Linked DNA regions of Homo sapiens: region 1 is linked to region 2. Evidence: chromatin loops called from intact Hi-C (ENCODE). Cell type or tissue: mammary epithelial cell. All regions are shown on one strand. Links, peaks and the distances in the headings refer to the core of each region. The heading gives the core; the rest is flanking DNA.

Region 1 (16,774 bases), core at 6,505-9,004, 50 kb before region 2:
AAAAGGGTCAGAAATTAGTGAAACCAGTTAATAAATTTAGAAAGATCATAAAATACAAGGTCTATCTACAAAGAAATGTATTTTTATAAACTGGAAATGACCCACTAGTAAATGAAATTTAAAACTTTTAGCCCTTAGATGGAATCAAAAACACAAAAAATAATAAGGGATACATTTAACAACATATGAGCAAGAACTATTCACTGAAAACTGCAAGGTATTACTGACAGTGATTTCTAAGGGCCCAAATAGAGAGACACGCCATGTTCATGGACTGGAAGACTTGAACATGGGTGGGTGCAGGTGAAACAGGACTGGCCAAGGATGATGACTTTAGGGGCCAGATGCTGGGTACACGCATTATACAGTCCCTCTACTTCTATGTACATTTGAAATTTTCAGTAGAATAAAAGGAGCATAAAATATAACCTCCACATCACATTGGGCACCTTCTCCTCCTCATAAGCACTCTCTGCAGCTGCGTAGACTGCCTCGTGGATTCATGTGGGTTCTTGGAATCCGGCCACATTCAGAGACGTGTGAGGCAGGGTGGTTGGGGATTGAGGTTCTCAGTCAGGCAACTCACCCTCTCTGTGCCTCAACTTCCTCATCTGTGACATAGAGCTGCCTTCTAGTGTTGTTGTGAGGACTCAAAGGGTCCTACACCAGAGCACATGGGCTGGCTCCTGGAGAGGGGAGCTGACGGTGCATGCTGACATGCTACCATCGTCACCACCGTCATCCTCATCATGGTCATCTTCATGCTTGTTGTTCCGCTGGTTTCTGATTTCCTGCACTTGCAAGTAACACCACAGCAAACTTCTTTACGTATAAAGCTTTGCCTCCAACTCTGATGCTTTTCTTAGCCTAAATCCTAAAATACTGGATTTCTCAAGCAAAGGGCAGTCAGGCACCCACAGCAGGCAAGAACAGGGGCTGGACCAGAGCCCAACTGCCAGGACTGAATACACACAGCTGCTGCCGGAGGGCCAGCCTGCCTCTACCCAGCCCCGTCCTGGGGTCAGCGCCGCCTCAAAACCAGGCAGTGGCGATGGATGGACAGAGATAGGCCTAGGAGACATTTAGGCCTGGGATCAGAGACGCAGGTGCCACAGGGACCAGGTGGAGAAGGCAGTGCTGCATGCTCAGAGCAGCTGTGGCACACCTATGACTGAGTTTCATGCAGCAGCGATTGCGCTACACCTGGGGCAGGCATTGTTTCAATTGATCTTCAGAACTCTAAGAGGCAGTTCTAACAATAATTCCAAGTCACAAGTGAGGAGACAGAGGCACAGAGAGATCACGTCCCTTGCCCAAGATGCACAGCTAGTCACTGCTGGAGCCGGGATTCAAACTCTGGGATCGGAGTCCTGACCCACCACACTATGCCACGCCCATATGTTCATTGGAAGCCATGCCTGGGTCTGTCCCAAGAGATCCCATTTCGAGGTTTCTGACCCCAAGATGGCATTGCCCAAGGCAAACATTCCAATATTATTATTATTATTATTATTATTATTATTATTATTATTATTATTTTAGACAGAGTTTCGCTCTGTCCCCAGGCTGGAGTGCAGTGGTGCGATCTTCACTCATTGCAACCTCCGCCTCCCGGGTTCAAGCAATTCTCCTGCCTCAGCCTCCCAAGTAGCTGGGATCACAGGTGCCTGCCACTATGCCCGGCTAATTTTTGTATTTTTAGAAGAGATGGAGTTTCACCATGTTGGCTAGGCTGATCTCGAACTCCTGATCTCAAGTGATCACCCTGCCTCAGCCTCCCAAAGTGCTGGGATTACAGGTATGAGTCACCCCGCCTGGCCAAACATTCCAATTTTTAAGTGTTGACAATGAATTCTTACAAATTTAATACTACACAGCCCTCTTGCCACATTTGGCCTACGGGGTATCAGTTTGCAGCCCTGGGAAGGATGAAGCGAGGGAGAGGAAGGTAGTGCAGGCTCCTTCCCAGGGAGTGGGGACACAGAAAAAGGGGCAAGCAGCCCCATTTGTTTGCGTTTCCATACAGTAAGCAAACCTACAAAGGAATGGGCCATCCCCTGTTGCTGGGTCAGGAAGCAGGGATCACAAATGCCGGAAAAAAGAAAAAAGAAAAAAAAAACACCTAGGCACAACCTGGGCTTTCTGCCCTCTGGCAGTAGGGATGGGGTTGAGAGGCAGAGGACCAACGCTGTCACTGTGATTCCCAGGCGCACTGAGGGGAGGGGCACCCCCTGGCGACCCTCCAAGAAGCAGCCCACCCAAATTGCTGCCTGCTGCAAGGGCCAAATGCTGGGACCAGAGGGACCGGCGACCGGGGCCTTTTGCACCGGGCTTTACCCTTTAACACAACAAAACAGAGCCCAGCCTGCTAAGGAGTGTTACACACCTGCTGAGAAACCCAGCTATGCCTGGCCCTCCTCTCAGGCAGACACATTTCCCAGCCCTTGTTGTACACACGATGCCAGCCTTGGGGCCATCGTGCCTCTGTGATCAATAAAAGTAGAAGAAAGGAGCTGAGGCCACCTCATCCCCAGCTGGGAGGCAGGCGGGAGGAGAGGCCCCCAGGCAGCTCAGCTGATGGCAGCTCAGGACAAAGTCTCAGCGTCATCCTGACCCTCCTTCCCAGGCACTCCCCCTTTTTTTCCCCGCCACCACCCCCTTCCCCCCGCCCCCTGGGCACTTGGAAGAGGGGGGTGGGAAGCCGTCTTTGGGATGGAGCTGGGTGGGCAGGGAGCTTGCAGAAGGGCTGAGGAGGAGGTGGGATGGGCTGAGGGAGGAATGAACAGGGCTGCGGCCCCTCAGGGAGCTCCGGATGGGTCCTGAGCCAGGACCAGCCCTGACCTCTGGGCGAAGCCTGCCAACAGCCGGGCAACAAACCTTCCTTGAAGAGGACGCCAGGTGGAGCATCCGCAAAGCCCGTTCAGAGCCAGGCCCCGGCCACCTTTGTTTGTTGCCTGGACCATGGCAGAGGCCTCCCACCTTCCCTGGTTTCCCGCACTGCAGCCAGAGGGAATCTTGGACGGTGCAGCAGGTCCCAGGGCTCCGGCTCCCAGAGGCCGAGGTCCCTAGGGAGGTGTGTAAGGCCGTCAGCACTCTGGCCCCACCTCACCCCACTCTCCGGATTCCTCTGGTTGGTCCTCCGCCGCCATGTGCGGCTTAGCTGTTCTTCCTCTAGAACCTTCTTCCCCCAGACATCCCAATACCAGTTCCTGCACCTCTCCCAAGTCTTTCCCCCTTCTCGGGGCCCTTCCCCACCCATGCGCTCAGGATTCAACGCTGCAGGTCCTCTCCCTCCCCCTAGTGTATTCTTCTCCGTAGCAGGGTCCACCCCCTGCCCACACAGTGACTGCCTTCCAGAGTGCCCGGTAGCTATTTCAGGCTGTTCCTAGCGGTTTCCGTGGGGAAGGAGGGCCCAGACCTGCCCAGCCTCTGGCTGGGTCCCTGCTCCCTGCCTGTCGAAACTCCACCCACGGATCCTGTGATCAGTCTCTCCGGGCTCCTCATGGAGCAGAATTCTCACCCAGTGCTGTCCAGGAAAGCAGAATCCCAGCCACGTCTGCGACTTTAAAGTATGCAGTAGCCACATTTTAAAAAGTAAAAGGAAATGAGTGCAATTAATTTATATTAATTATAGTTAATTTACATACTTTTATAAATAATATACTTTATCTGACTCAATATAACCAAAATATTGTCATTTGAACCCATAACCAATATAAATATATAAGCATATAATAACTATATAAAATATACAAATATGATGGGATATCGTGCATTCTTTTTTTCATACTAGGTCCCCGAAATCCAGTGTGTATTTTACACTCACAGCACGTCTCACTTCAGATGAACCACATCTCAAGAGCTCAGTCCCCTATGGACCAACACTCACATTGTCCCCAGTTCCCCTCTAAACAATGCAGCAATAACATGCTCACACATGCCTCCTGGAAGGCTAGGGTGTGAATTCGTTTCTCTCCTGGGTACGTCCCCAGGGCAGTGGTGGCTGGCTCAGACTTAATTGGCCATGGTTTGCCAGCTCCCTCTGTAGGATGGCTGCGCTGGCCACACTTGCCCTCAAGACACAAGGGTCCACTGGCTCCACACCTTTCCACTTTCTGCATTACCCACCTTTTTTTTTTTTTTTTTTTGAGACAGAGTCTCACTCTGTCGCCCAGGCTGGAGTGCAGCGGCACCATCTCGGCTCACCGCAAGCTCCGCCTCCCGGGTTCACGCCATTCTCCTGCCCCAGCCTCCCGAGTAGCTGGGACTACAGGTGCCCGCCAACGCGCCCAGCTTTTTTTTTTTTTTTTTTTTTTTTTTTGTATTTTTAGTAGAGACAGGGTTTCACTGTGTTAGCCAGGATGGTCTCGATCTTCGGACCTCGTGATCTGCCCGCCTCAGCCTCCCAAAGTGCTGGGATTACAGGCATGAGCCACCGCGCCGGCCATTACCCACCTTTCTAATGTTAGTCAATAGGATAGCTGTAAAATGACACCTCCTTGTTATTTTGATTTGCATTTCTCTAATTGCTAATGAGTTTGGGCTGAGCTACCTTTGAAAGAATTTGTCCAGCCTAAATGAGCATCAATAACAGATTAGCTAAATAAGTCACGTTGTCCTAATTCACAGACTATTGTAGACCTGTTAAAAAGAATGGAACAAGGCTGGGTGAAGTGGCTCACGCCTGTAATCGCAGTGCTTTGGGAAGCCAAGACGGGCAGATCACTTGAGCCCAGGTGTTCACGACCAGCCTGGGCAATATGGTGAAACCTCATCTCTATAAAAAATACAAAAATTAGCCCAGTACGGTGGCACATGCCTGTAGTTCCAGCTACTTGGGAGGCTGAGGCAGGACCACACCCAGTACCACCTGCTCTGCCAGGCACTCACTGTGTGACCTTGGTTCTGCCTGTGCCTCAGTCTCCTCCTCTGCAAAACAAAAAAGGGATGAGGAGAGTCTCACAGATTGTTGTGGAGAAGAGGCATTTGGAGATGCACAGAGAGCAGCATCCAGTCACCTGCGTGCCCCAGCTCGGCTCCGATGCCAGCACTCGCTCCTCTTTGCCATACACCTTTGCTGCGCATCTACCAAATTCCAGGCACTGCTCCGGAGTCTCTCGGAACACAGAGGTGAAGTGCAAGGAAAAATAATAATCATCATATGATTATTAACCCTAGAGAAAATAAAATGCTACATAGGAGAGGGAAGGTAACCATAGATTACCATATGGCACAGCTGTGCCTTGTGTTTACACCGGTTTATGATAATATAAACTCTGAGCCAGAATTAATAACTAAAAGGAGAGAGGGATCAGGACAAGGGAGGGACAAGGACAAACTGTATCCTCAGGAAGCAGAGGCCCTCCATGCTCTTAAGGCCAGCGGCTTCCCTCAGTTGCGACAGGAACGTTCCTTGGCCTCCTGAGCCACTGAGGGCAATGCTGGGTGGCCCACTGCTTGGGTGCTGATGGCTGTCCATTTCAGGGGCATCTGAGCCAGCAGCCCTTGGAGCCCAGCCTCACATACCATAGGCCCAAGAAAGAAGGCTTATGCAAGGCCACACCTGGAGCTAGAGCAGAACCAGATGCAAACCCACCCTGCCTCTGGGTCTGGTGCTCTTTCCTCTGGCCTGCTCAGAGAGCGCAGGCTGGGACCTCGGGATATCCCTTCTGTGCCGGGATCTTTTTTTTTTTTTTTTTTTGAGACAGGGTCTCACTCTGTCACCCTCACCCAGGCTGGAGTGCAGTGGCATGACCTCAGCTCACTGCAGCCTCTGCCGCCTGGGTTCAAGTGGTTCTTGTGCTTCAGCCTCCTAAGTAGCTGGGATTACAGATGTGTGTACCACCACACAGGCTAATTTTTTGTATTTTTTAGTAGAGACAGGGTATCACCATGTTGGCCAGGCTGGTCTCAAACTCCTGACCTCAAGCGATCGGTCCACCTTAGCCTCCCAAAGTGCTGGGATTACAGATGTAAGTGCCGGAATCTTGCACAGCAGAGAGTGGGACTGGTGAAATATGCCCTGGTGCACACACACAGCAGAATGCGTGGCTGCCTACACACAGTAAAGCAAAGCTAGCTGAGTTCCTTTGGGCCCTGTTGCCCCATCTGTAAAATGAGGCTGTGCTAGTGCTTGTGGGCTATGTAAGGGTCCCCTGCATTAATATAGATAAAGCGCATCATTACCATCCTCCTCCCCTCCACTGAGGAGAGACAGCCTCCATGGTGCAATGCCCAGTGCCAAAGGCAGGTGAAGAACTCAGCTCACACCCTGGCTCTGCTGGTGGGGTGTGGACAAGGCCCTGAACACACACATCCATGTGTGAATGTATGAGGGGGTGCTATATGGATGAGTGTGGGCACATTGTGTGTGGCAGGTGTGTATACGTGTGTATGTATAGTTGTGGGTATGTATTGGTGAAAATCATAATCTCCCATGACACAATCCTGGATGCCACGATCTCGAGTGTTGAAATCCTGAAAGATCAAAACTCCAGATGTTGAAATCCTCAAAGTCAAATTCTAGGAAAAGGATTAGTGCATTTCAGGATCATTGCATCATGTTGGTTGCATGTTGGGTGGAACTATTGCTTTGTTATCTTTGTTTGGAAATTCAGTGTGGTTTAAGGAGATGTGTTTGGGTGCCAAGTTGACAAGCCTGGCTCTGCTGTAGACTTGAGAAACCTGGTAGGCATTATTTTGGGGGTGTCTGTGAGCGCGTTTCCAGGGGAGACGAGTGCGTGAGTCTGACTGGATCAGGGGAAAGATCTGTTCTCGGTGTAAACAGGCACATTTATTTATTGCGCAGATAAATCCCCTTTTAAAAATGTTAATAAATGTCTTTTAGAGAATTCTAAAATTATTTTTTCCAGAATTACGTTTCGGGGATTTTTATCTTTTGAAATTTTGATTTTCAAGATTCTATACTCTAGGGATTTTGATCTTTCAGGATTTCAGCTTTCAGGATTATGGAATTTGGAACTGTCTTTTGGTACTATGGCCCAAACTGGTGTGCATACGTGTGTGTGTGTGTGTGTTCATGAGTGTACATATATTGTGTATATCTGTGTGTGAATGGGGTATATGTACATATGTGTGTATATGAGTATGTGTGTGTGTTGTTGGTAAACACAAATCTAGAGAAAAAAATTGTATTTTTTCCGGTGCAAAGAAAGGGAATAAGGCACCCCCTCCCACTTCCTACTTCCTTTAATAAAGCTGAAATTGTAAACGCTACCTCTGTCTCCTTGAGATGTATGTAAATTTATTTTATTGTATCATTATTATTGCAGTAAAGAAATAGTTTATGACCCGAGGCCGGCCACCCTGGAGATTGAGTTATCACTCAATCTCGCTGAGGAGTTGGGGGGGGCTTTCAAGGGTTTTGGAGTGGTGATCGCTGATTGGTTAGGGATGAAATCTTAGGCGTGGGAAACCTCCCTGAGTCCGCCTCAGTCTGGGATCCTCTGACAGGTTTTGCAGCCCCGGGCTCCTTCTCTCCGCCTTGGAAACAGCCAGGAGGTGGCGCCGGATCTCCCCCATCCTCAGGAGTGTGAGGCCCAGGTGCTCGCTTCAGGAAGTAAACTTCTTGTCAAAAGACAGGAGGCATTTGGGAAATTAGCACGTATGGAGTGGGTGGTGTCTGCCAGGCTATGAAAGCTCTTTTTCTTTGCAATCTCTTTAGCCGACTGTCTGTGATGCACACTGCTGTCTAGTTGTAGCAAAACTAACTTCCTGTTACCTTTGTGGAGAGGTTTTCTGGGTTGACAGATTTTGTTTTTAATCATTTTCCCAATGACATGTGTGTGTTTAAGATATGTGTCTATGGCGGCGGTGGGAGCGGGAGAGTGTCCTAAAAAGCCGGTTCAGTGCACACCTCTAGGACTGGTGGAACTGAAGCTGGAATCGGGGATGGGAGGGACAAACCAGTTTTTTCCTATACACTCTGTGTAGCAACAGAACTAAGCACGTGCATGTGCCTTGCATCACAGTTCACTTAGCAACGAGCTGCATCTATGACTGTGGTCCCATAAGATGATAATGGGACCGGGCGTGGTGGCTCACGCCTGTAATCCCAGCACTTTGGGAGGCCGAGGCGGGTGGATCACCTGAGGTCAGGAGTTCAAGACCAGCCTGGCCAACATGGCAAAACCCCGTCTCTACTAAAAATACAAAAATTAGCTGGGTGTGGTGGCGTGAGACTGTAATCCCAGCTACTCGGGAGACTGAGGCTGGAGAATCGCTTGAACCCGGGAAACGGAGGTTACAGTGAATCGAGATCGTGCTACTGCACTCCAGCCTGGGCAACAGAGTAAGCCTCCGTCTCAAAAAAAAAAAAGGACCTAAAAATCCCCCTCGCCTAGTGACGTCACATCAGCTATGACGTCATCGCACACATTCCTCTCTGTGTGTGGTGATGCTGGTGTACACAAACCCACTGCACTGCCAGTCGGATGAAAGCCCAGCACATGCAATTATGTACAGTACATAATACTTGATCCTATTAATAAACGACTGTGTTACTGTCAGAGGCATTGAAACCAGTGCAAATCCATCTTGAGTAGGGACTGGGTAAAATAAGGCTGAGACCTACTGCGCTGCGTTCCCAGACAGTTAAGGCATTCTAAGTCACAGGATAAATTAGGAGGTCGGCACAAGATACAGGTCATAAAAACCTTGCTGATAAAACTGGTTGCAGTAAAGAAGTCGGCCAAAACTCACCAAAACCAAGATGGCCATGAGAGTGACCTCTGTTCGTCCTCACTGCTACACTCCCACCAGCGCCATGACAATTTACAGATGCCATGGCAACATCAGGAAGTTATCCTACATGGTCGAAAAGGGGAGACAAGAATAATCCATCCCTTATTTACCATATCATCAAGAAATAACCATAAAAATTGGCAACTAGCAGCCCTCAGGGCTACTCTGCCTACAGAGTGGCCATTCTTTTGTTTCTTCGCTTCTCCAATAAACTTGCTTTCACTTTACTCTACAGATTCGCCTCGAGTTCTTTCTTGCCCGAGATCCAAGAATCCTCACTTGGCATCTGGATCATGACCCCTTTCCAGTAACATTACCAGTTTATGTATTTACTGTATTTTACTTTTTAATCATTATTTTAGAGCATACTCCTACTTATTAAAAAAAAAGTTAGTGATAAAACAGCCTCAGGCAGGTCCTTCAGAAGGGATTCCAGATGAAGGCATTGTCATCACAGGAGGTGACGGCTCCATTAGTGTTACTGTCCTTGAAGACCTTCCAGTGGGACAGGAGTTGGAGGTGGAAGGTAATGATATCACTGATCGGGACCCTGTGTAGCAGGTCTCAGCTAATGTGTGTGTTTGTGTCTTAGTTTCTGAAAAAAATGTTTAAGAAGTAAAAAAAAAAAAAAAAATTAATAGAAAAAGGTTTATACAATAAGAATATAAAGAAAGAAAATATTTGTGTATGATTGTACAATGTGTTTGTGTTTTAAGTTAAGTGTTATTACAAAAGAGTTGAAAGTGGCTGGGCATGGTGGCTCACGCCTGTCATCCCAACACTTTGGGAGACCAAGGCGGGCAGATCACAAGGTCAGGAATTCAAGACCAGCCTGGACAACATGGTGAAACCCCATCTCTACTAAAAATACAAAAATGAGCCGGGCATAGTGGCGCACACCTGTAACCCCAGCTACTCGGGAGGCTGAGGCAGGAGAATTGCTTGAACCCTGGAGGTGGAGGTTGCAGTGAGCTGAGATTGCGCCACTGTACTCCAGCCTGGGTGACAGAGCGAGACTCTGTCTCAAAAAAAAAAAAAAAAAAAAAAAGAGTTGAAAGTTAAAAAAATTGAAAAGTTTCTGAAGTAAAAATGTTACAGTAAGCTAAACATAGTTTGTTATTGAAGAAATAAAATATATTTTATAAATTTGTGTAGCCTAAGTACACACATTTATAAAGTCTGCTATAGTGCACAGTACTGCCCTAGGCCTTCAGGTTCACTTACCACTCACTCACCGACTCACTGACTCACCCAGGGCGACTTCCAGTCCCACAAGGCTCCATCCCTGGTGAGTGCCCTATACAGGGGTACCTTTTCACAATTTTTTTTTTTTGAGACAGTCTCGCTCTGTCGCCCAGGCTAGAGTGCAATGGCACCATCTCAGCTCACTGAAACCTCTACCTCCTGGGTTCAAGTGATTCTCCTGCCTCAGCCTCCTGAATAGCTGGGATTACAGGCACTCACCAACATGTCTGGCTAATTTTTGCATTTTTAGTAGAGATGGGGTTTTGCCATGTTGGCCAGGCTGGTCTTGAACTCCTGACCTTAGGTGATCCACCCGCCTTGGCCTCCCAAAGTGCTGGGATTACAGGCATGAGCCACCATGCCCAGCCGGAATTCTTAATTTCTGAAAAACTGAGTTCCTTCCAGTTTATATATTAGGCACAGGAATCCTGATCCAAAGGAAATACACTGCAGCACCAATTGGCTGACTTTGGATAAGTAATGGGGTACATTTTACTTGAGTAAAGGATGGGATTGAGTTAGAGGGCCTCCCCTCAGTAAAGTCCCTCTTGGTTAAAAATAGATTAAAGATGACAGGGTCCAACTGAGGGCAAGCCTTGCCAGTTCAATATTGGGTGCTAAACAGCGTGGCCAATGTCTATGTTTTGTCACTCATATTTTCCTCTGGCCAGAATGAAAAATGTTAATTGGGTTACCCCATGCAACCCCTTGAGCAGCAACTTGCAAAACTGAGAGGCTTTTGCCTGATTCCATAAAACAAAAAAAGATGATTTTCCTTTATGATGTGGCTTGGCCCCCAGGGCTATAGTGTGGCAAGCAGGGTCACTAGGGTTGCTCAGGGAAAGGGAACCCAGGAGCCTGGCATGCCCGCAAAAGGGTAAGAATTTATTACCAGTCGGACTCTGACCTTTCTCTCTCTGTGAAAACTGGTTAAATAAATGGTAAAAATCACTGTTTATCTCCTCTCTAAAGTTTTGATTAACACAAAAAAGAATTCTGAGGCTGGTCTTAAGCTGTAGTGAACCTGGTGTGCTTTATGTGTCTTTCTGTATTGTTCTGTCGTGAAAGGGAGTACCTTAGGATAAAGCATGTGTCTAGGACACCATAAACCCACTGTTCAAGATGGCCCAGAAAACTGGTCAGTCATGTCCTTGGGAGCCTGACCTTATAACCATGTGGCCATGCTTTCCCTTTTCATAATGGAGGCCCAGGTTCAGGGTTCAATTCCCTTAGGAAATGAGTACTTTCTGGTTTGATATCTGTGTAATCCTTACCATTTGTTGATTCTCTTCCCCTCCATGAACCATCTTAAATTTTCCTTTCTCTGAGCACAGAAATACTGTGCATTTGGCCTAGGCAAGGCTGCATAATAAAAGATTTAAAAGGAATTTTAAAAAGAGCACTATAGTTAAAAGTCAGCTTAATTAAAACTGGATATTAAAGCTCTAACAGCCTGGGACTCCTTGGGAAAAACAGGAGGCTCCAGAGACCTGTTTTGGAAAAAAATCCCTTTTCCTCATGGAACCTCAGGAATTGGAAATGGATAGATCCTCCTCAAAATCTAAGGCTCTGTTCTTTTTAGGATCCAGGATCTGGTGTAAAAATGGGATCTGTTTTTCCCTTCCAACTGTGCCTGCTTATTAGGCTCTAGAAATTGCAGGCTTTCCTGGCCCTGTTCTTCCACCCTAGGACTCCACTCTAAAGCCAGTAATCCAACTTAAAAAACTTAAAACTTGGCTGGGCACAGTGGGTTATGCCTGTAAACCCAGCACTTTGGGAGGCTGAGGCAGGTGGATCACGAGGTCAGGAGTTTGACACCAGCCTGGCTAACATGGTGGAACCCCGTCTCTACTAAAAATCCAAAAAATTAGCCTGGTGTGGTGGTACACACCTGTAATCCCAGCTACTTAGGAGGCTGAGGCAGGAGAATCGCTTGAACCCAGGAGGCAGAGGTTGCAGTGAGCCAAGATCACGCCACTGCACTCCAGCCTCGGTGACAGAGTGAGACTCTGTCTCAAGACAAAAAACACACACACGCATACACACAACTTAAAAATTGGCAAATGAAAAATCTTACAACTACTTCTGTCTGTCTGTGCAGTTATATATGTGTTGTGTGTGTGATGTTTATATAAAAGAGCTCTAATTAATTGGCTTTAAGAAAACTAAGCACTTAAATCAAATATTTTGGCAGAAAAGTAAAAACTGTAATGTCTTAGTTCACATAACTTTAGTAATCTTGGGGAAATAAAAACAGCTTTAAAGACTATTGGTAAAATAAAGACATTTGGTCTAAATTAGGCAGGTTAGATATTTGATTTGCTAAATGCTTTAAGGTCATAAACTGCTTCTTAGGCTTTTGAAAATTATTCAATTTACCTACTTTGGAGCATTAGATTCTAAATAAGGGCCAGGCACATGGCTCATACCTGTAATCCCAGCACTTTGGGAAGCCAAAGCAGGTGGATCACTTGAGGCCAGGAGTTCGAAAGCAGCCTGGCCAACATGGAGAAACCATGTCTCTATGAAAAATACAAAAATTAGCTGGGTGTGGTGGCATGTATCTGTAATTCCAGCTACTCAGGGGGCTGAAGCAGAAAAATCACTTGAACCTGGGAGGCAGAAGTTGCAGTGAGCCAAGATCAGACCACTGCACTCTAGCCTGGGTGACAGAGTGAGTGAGACTTTGTCTCCAAAAAAAAAAAAAAAAAAAAAAATCCAAATAAGGCCTGGGGACAACCAGTAAAATAACTTGTTGTTTAAAAAGAGGGATGTTTAGGACAAGTCAGAAAGTCCATGCATGTTGTAGATGGCTTGTGTACATTGTGAAAGGATTTGTGAAAGAAAATTTATGCACCAAAAGTAAAAGTTGCTAAGAGTTACCATTGTAACACGTGATTGAGACTACTGAAGAAATAGTTTTACATGCAAGGTGTGTGAGGAGAATGAAATGTGTTTTTGGTAAAAGATTCTAAGAAAGCATGGGAATGTAAATTTTTGCATAGTTTAGAGAGCTAAAGGATTGTTTTAGATAAGAATAAGCTAAAGGTTTGAACAAGTTGTGGAAGTTTTGTAAAAATTAATGTTGTTAAAAAAAATTCTGTATGTGAACATATTGACTAAATTTAAAGGAGTATTTTCCAATTTTTCCATAAATTGAACATCAAAATAAAGGCACAAACAGGGTTTCCTTAAATCACTGATCTGTTCTTTTTTTTTTTTTTTTTTTTTTTTTTTTTTGAGACAGAGTTTTACTCTTGTTGCCCAGGCTGGAGTGCAATGCTGAGATCTGGGCTCACCGTAACCTCTGCCTCCTGGGTTCAAGCAATTCTCCTGCCTTAGCCTCCCAAGTAGCTGGGATTATAGGCATGTGCCACCACACCTGGCTAATTTTTTATTTTTAGTAGAGATGGGGTTTCTCCATGTTGGTCAGGCTGGTCTCAAACTCCCAACTTCAGGTGATTTGCCCGCCTTGGCCTCCCAAAGTGCTGGGATTATAGGCATGAGCCACAGTGCCCTGCCTGATCTGCTCTTTAACAAAACTTTGTAAAGGGTTACAAAAGGTTTATGATAATCTCATCTTATGGTCAAACTGATTAAGATTGGAAAGATTTGTCTGTAAGGTTTTATTAAAAATTGGGGTTAACATTAATAGTAAACTAATGCAAGAGTGAAGTTTAGCTTTCTCTCTTGAACAAGATTTTCATGCATATTAACAGATAATGAAGCTTTTCATTTGCCTTTTGAATAAACTACTGAACAAAAGAAGGGAAAGAAAAGAGACAGATTGTTTGGAAAGCTAAGTCTTCCCTCTATCAATGAGTAAAGGTTTTGCCTTTAAAAAAATATTCGAGTCATCATTGTGGCTAAATGAATGACTTATGGAAACCTGGAATTCTATTTCATAATATCAAGTGTTTTAAACCTTTAACATATTTGATAGCCTTCCCGAAATCAAATTTCAGCTTCAAAATGGTCTTTTCTGACCTCTAGCTTTAAGATGCTACAGAGGACCCCTGAAGAATCCAAAAGAGAGGTAAACAAGATTATCTGACATGTTTCATTACATGGGAAACATTGTCAAAAATTTTAAAAAAAATTTAATCTACTTCAGTTTATATTTTAGTGAATATTAATATATGTTCCAAAATTATATGGGATTTCTAAAATTCTAATATGTTTGAGTATATGTTATCAATAATAATTATGGTTATGTTATTATAAACCACAGAAATATCCAAATTTCCTTGTCAATTGTGTTTTTGACTATAACAATTTGGCCGGGCAGGGTGGCTCATGCCTGTAATCCCAGCATTTTGGGAGACCAAGGCAGGCAGATCACCTAAAGTCAGGAGTTCAAGACCAGCCTGGCCAACATGGTGAAACTCTGTCTCTACTAAAAATACAAAAATTAGCTGATGGTGGTGTCACGCACCTGTAATCTCAGCTACTCAGGAGGCTGAGCCAGGAGAATCGCTTGAACCTGGGCGGCAGAGGTTGCAGTGAGCCCAGATTACGCCACTGTACTCCAGCCTAGGCAACAGAGTGAGACTCTGTCTCAAAAAAAAAAAAAAAAAAAAAAACTATTACTATTTAAATTCATTTCCGCAGTTAATTACTAAATGTTAATGCTGATGCAGTTTCTGAAAACTTCACAAGCCTACAAAATCCTGGAATATGGTGTCTTTTAGGAGATCCATGAAAGGATAAAAAGGACCCTAAAAAACACTCTGGAATACAGATTTCTAATAAATTTAGAATCATATCATTTTAACTGGGTAAGAATTCCTGGAACTTTAATGAGAAGACTGACTGAGTTACAAAACTGCTAGCCCAAGTAGAACAAAGATTAATTAAATACCAAGAAAATACTTTGCCAGATTTTCATGCTAAATCAGCTAATACTGAAATTGTTTAGATATACAATTTGAATGAACTCCATGGTCTAAGTCAAATTACCTATGATAACCCATTGGTTATCAGTGCTATGCACCTAATTTGGAAAAACAACTGGTATTCAAGAGGATATAAGTCTAATGTTAATTAAGCATGGACTCATGGATAACCAGGACGGCTGCCTTGTCCTTCCTGAGTCCTTAAAGCTTTTGTTATTAAAAGTTCTGCATTCCATGACTCACCATGGAAAAGATAAAATGATCCAAGTTGAATATATTGGTGTGGTGACTTATAAATGGCTAAGATGGTTTATAACCAATGTTTGGTCTCATATTCCTGAGATAACAATCAAAGCTTCAGGTATGTTTGGTCACCTGATGGACCATTTAAACAGTCTATAAAGGGATTTCATTCCATTGTTTTTTGTTTTGTTTTGTTTTGTTTGTTTGTTTATTTGAGATGGAGTCTCACTCTGTCACTCAGGCTGGAGTTCAGTGGCACGATCTCATCTCACTGCAACCTCTGCCTCCTGGGTTCAAGCGATTCTCCTGCCTCAGCCTCCTGAGTAGCTGGGATTATATGCTCCTGCCACCATGCCTGGCTAATTTTTGTATTTTTAGTAGAGACAAGGTTTCACCATGTTGACCAGGCTGGTCTCAAACTCCTGACCTCAGGTGATCCAACCGCCTTGGCTTCCCAAAGTGCTGGGATCACAGGCGTGAGCCACTGTGCCCAGCCATCCATGGTTATTTTCAATGCATGTTTTCTGGTTGTATAAAAGCTCTCCCATGAAGAAGGCTGATGTTATAACACTAAGTTATTATGCTACAGTGTATTTTCACCAAAGAAAGCTTTTTATGGTTTGCTGAGGACAATCAAACCCTTCACAGTCTAGAACCTGAAGACTGGATCTTCTGAGAACATCAGAGAAAGACTGTCCTTGCCATCCACAAAAAACTTTGGAATCTTGAACTTTGGGTTCCTAATCTCACAATTGAGAAGGCTCCCTCCATACTCTGTATACCCATTGGAACTCTTAAGGTAAAACTAGCCAGGAAAGTCTCTCCCCAGAAGAAGATGGCATCCTTGATGTGAACAGCTTTTCCTAAGATCAGGGATCAAGACTTCTAGTATCATGAGACTCTTATCTTTAAATATTTTTTCTTGTTTATGCTTCTATGAACAATAGAAATGAAAAGGGGGTCTGTTGTGTGCACTTATTAGGTATACCTTTATTTGTGAAGGATTTTACAGCCAGTCTTATACAGGGATAACCTTATACTTTCACAGGTAAAAGATGAAGGTCCAATGTAGATGAGAAACTTTAATGGTACATATGTTGCTTCAGAATCAGTCAGAAACAGAACACTGATTCACTCCTCTTAACCCACATCATGGGCTAAAGAGAACATTGCTAGGAGGCCTTCACTCTTCTATGATAGAAGGAGACTATATGTTATGTCCTTTTTCCATGGTTTGGAATAAAAGAGGCAATGATTAGAAATGTATCCCTCATAATAGGTTCTATAGCAGATTCTACTGTAAAGGCTATGGTTACACAACAGACTTTAAATTCTCTTGTGAAAGTTATGCTAGAAGGCCGGGTGCGGTGGTTCATGCCTGTAATCCCAGCACTTTGGGAGGCAGAGGCAGGTAGATCACAAGGTCAGGAGTTCGAGACCAGCCTAACCAACATGGTAAAACCCCCATCTCTACTGAAAATACAAAAAATTATCCGGGCGTGGTGGCACACACCTGTAGTCCCAGCTACTGCAGAGGCTGAGGCAGGAGAATCGCTTGAACCCAGGAGGCGGAGGTTGCAATGAGCCTCCGAGATCGTGCCACTGCACTCCAGCCTGGGCGACAGGGC
Region 2 (2,500 bases), core at 1-2,500:
TCTTTTGTTCTGTGTAGTGACCCACTTGGAAAACACTTCTTTCTTTCAATTCTAGTATTTGGCATGATCATTACTATCGGCCAGTCTATCGTGTATGTGATGACCGGGATGTATGGGGACCCTTCTGAAATGGGTGCTGGAATTTGCCTGCTAATCACCATTCAGGTAATTATTATGCTAACATCTCCCTTTGAGTAGCCCCTCACACTTACCTACAATTCTCACATAACGAATCTCAAGCACACCTAAAAGGAACTCCTACTGAAAGGAAGCAGAAGCCTAAGACTCTGGGTTAGCCCTCTGAATTCAGCAGAGAAAGGCTTTACTGACCGCTCTCTGGGGCTGAGGATGTGATCTCATTCCGTCTTCAGCGTTTATATCAGAGAACCCAATTACTGAAGGACGGAACCATGTCCGTGGGGAGCAGTAACACATAGTCTTGTATTTTTGAATTTTTACAGCTCTTTGTTGCTGGCTTAATTGTCCTACTTTTGGATGAACTCCTGCAAAAAGGATATGGCCTTGGCTCTGGTATTTCTCTCTTCATTGCAACTAACATCTGTGAAACCATCGTATGGAAGGCATTCAGCCCCACTACTGTCAACACTGGCCGAGGTAAGGGCCCTGTGCTCCCCTGGTGGCGACAGCTTTCAGCAAAAACAATTGAGCAATGCAAAGCAGAAGACAAAAATCCCCCCATTCCACAGAAAAATAATGTCAGTTTTAGGTTTATCTCTTCTGGTGTTTGGGTCCATCTGCAAAGTTTTAAAAACACAAATAGGCTTGTAATTATGATGATACCTAACTTGCACTTTTCATATAAAAATATCTCCTGGACGTTTGGCACGTCAGAATACACAATCCTGCCTCACTTTTCTTAGCACAGTATAAGCTTATATTGCAACGATAAAGCAACGTTAAGTCATTTCCAGGTTTTTTTATCGTTAACATTGAAACCATGACTGTCCTCATATGTTCATCTTTGTATATTTTGGCAGCTGCTCTCAGTGAATAAGTTTCTAAAAATGAAATTCCTAAACCAAAGCACTTGGTCATGCAAGGGGCAGCTTTCTGAAAAAGGCCTGAACTTGGAGCTTAGCACCTGCGTTCAAATCCTGGCTGTTCCTGTTAGTCATACATACGTGGCTTTGGGCAGATTCCTGCACCACTGAATCTTGGTTACCAGGATGCAGTGAGAAGCAACATGAAATTACATGATGCCTGGCTCCTGGTAGATGTGTATCAAACATTGGCATGCTGTGCTACATCCACCAAGTGCCGTGGAAATCTTGTAACAGCATGTTTTTAATAAAAAGTTCAAAACATACAAGGGAAGCCTTAGAGAGTGTGACTTATTAGGGAAAGGAAATAAACATTTTTTGGCACTAAATATCTTCTTCACTGAGGAGCATTCCAGGAGAAATAATCATGCATATTTGAGAGTTTTCTTTTAATTGAATGTTGGAAACAGAGTCCTTGGCCTCCAGAGACCATATTATCTCATTAATGAGATGGAAAACTGGTCCCCAAACAAGTGAAGGCTGCATGTGCCTAACAGGTTACAAAGGAGAGTGGAGCTTGAGATAGGGAGCCATAGAGAAGAGTGGGCAAGATCACATTTGATGCTTCCTTGAGTACTTTGTATAAATTTAGGAAATCCAAGGTAAATTGGGAGAAGCAGGTCCAGAAGGCAAAGTTTGACAGGATGTGAAAAGGCAAGAGGGGGATGGCATTGTAGGAGTTCAGGTATTTGTCAAGACCATCATGGTGACTGGCTTTTGGGGAGTGCCTGAGTGGGAAGGAAGTAAAGTCAGAGGGGAGCCCCTGGTGGCTTAGCAGCCCAGTAGTAGCCGCCAGAGGCTCATGTTCCATTCTGCAGCAGGGCATTGAGTAATGGGAGCCAGAGTTTGGAAGAAGTGATTTGCTCTGCACTGAAAGGCAGAGAGAGCAGCTAGGTGCGTGCAGCAGTAATCCAGCCCCAATTAAGCCATCCTACAGGAGAGCACTGTGTGAGGGCATTTGGAGGAAGCAAGTTGAGAGAGGGGACCAGAGAGGCACTTTCAAGGTGGGGGAAAACTAAGAAGCAAAGGTGGATTTGTCTGGCCTTGAAGTCAGTGTGTCTACATGTCAGTTGCTCGTGTTTGGGACCTGGCTGACACGAGATGCATTCAGGAAGGGCTGTGCCCCATGGCCTGCATGTGGGCAGTGAGTGGTGCTAGAGGGAGAGCCTAGGGAGGGGCAGGGAGAGCCACACAGAGGGCACAGCTGGGACGGCAGCTTTGCAGCTGTGCCTGGAGATGTTGCAGCTTGGCTTGGGACAGGGGAGGCTGTTGAATGAGATTCTACAGGCAGAGACAGTAATCACTGCTGCTTCCCTGGGCAGCAGGAACAATGCAGAACTGGGAATTAGTCCCAAATTTGAAACCGTGGGGAAACAGGCCAGCCTTGTCACACAGGACCAAAAGGTGGAAAGGATGGGAATTGACGAAAGACCGCCACA

The links. Hi-C counts contacts between places; a loop is a spot of excess contacts. Peaks named below come from ENCODE experiments on the same cell type or tissue, not always from the same donor. Only the 100,000 strongest peaks of a DNase experiment are listed, where the experiment ranks them.
Region 1: a loop joins it to region 2, with 6 times the contacts of the local background. A loop is called at or near these places in 7 of 110 quality-filtered maps.

Annotation. Positions count from the first base shown.
Region 1 is chr3:128,003,870-128,020,643 of GRCh38, forward strand. No RefSeq gene overlaps it. Among named protein-coding and RNA genes, the nearest start is that of SEC61A1, 40 kb to the right of the region's middle. RefSeq lists an enhancer at 7,676-8,176. In mammary epithelial cell, for the core only: a CTCF peak has its summit at 7,527 (motif pointing right); no DNase peak of the experiment used is centred there.
Region 2 is chr3:128,060,047-128,062,546 of GRCh38, forward strand. SEC61A1 (SEC61 translocon subunit alpha 1) reads left to right here. Exons shown (of 12, transcript NM_013336.4): 6 at 56-165; 7 at 462-615. Among named protein-coding and RNA genes, the nearest start is that of SEC61A1, 8.9 kb to the left of the region's middle. In mammary epithelial cell, for the core only: no CTCF peak of the experiment used is centred there; a DNase peak (open chromatin) is centred at 1,175; H3K27ac peaks cover 2,042 bases.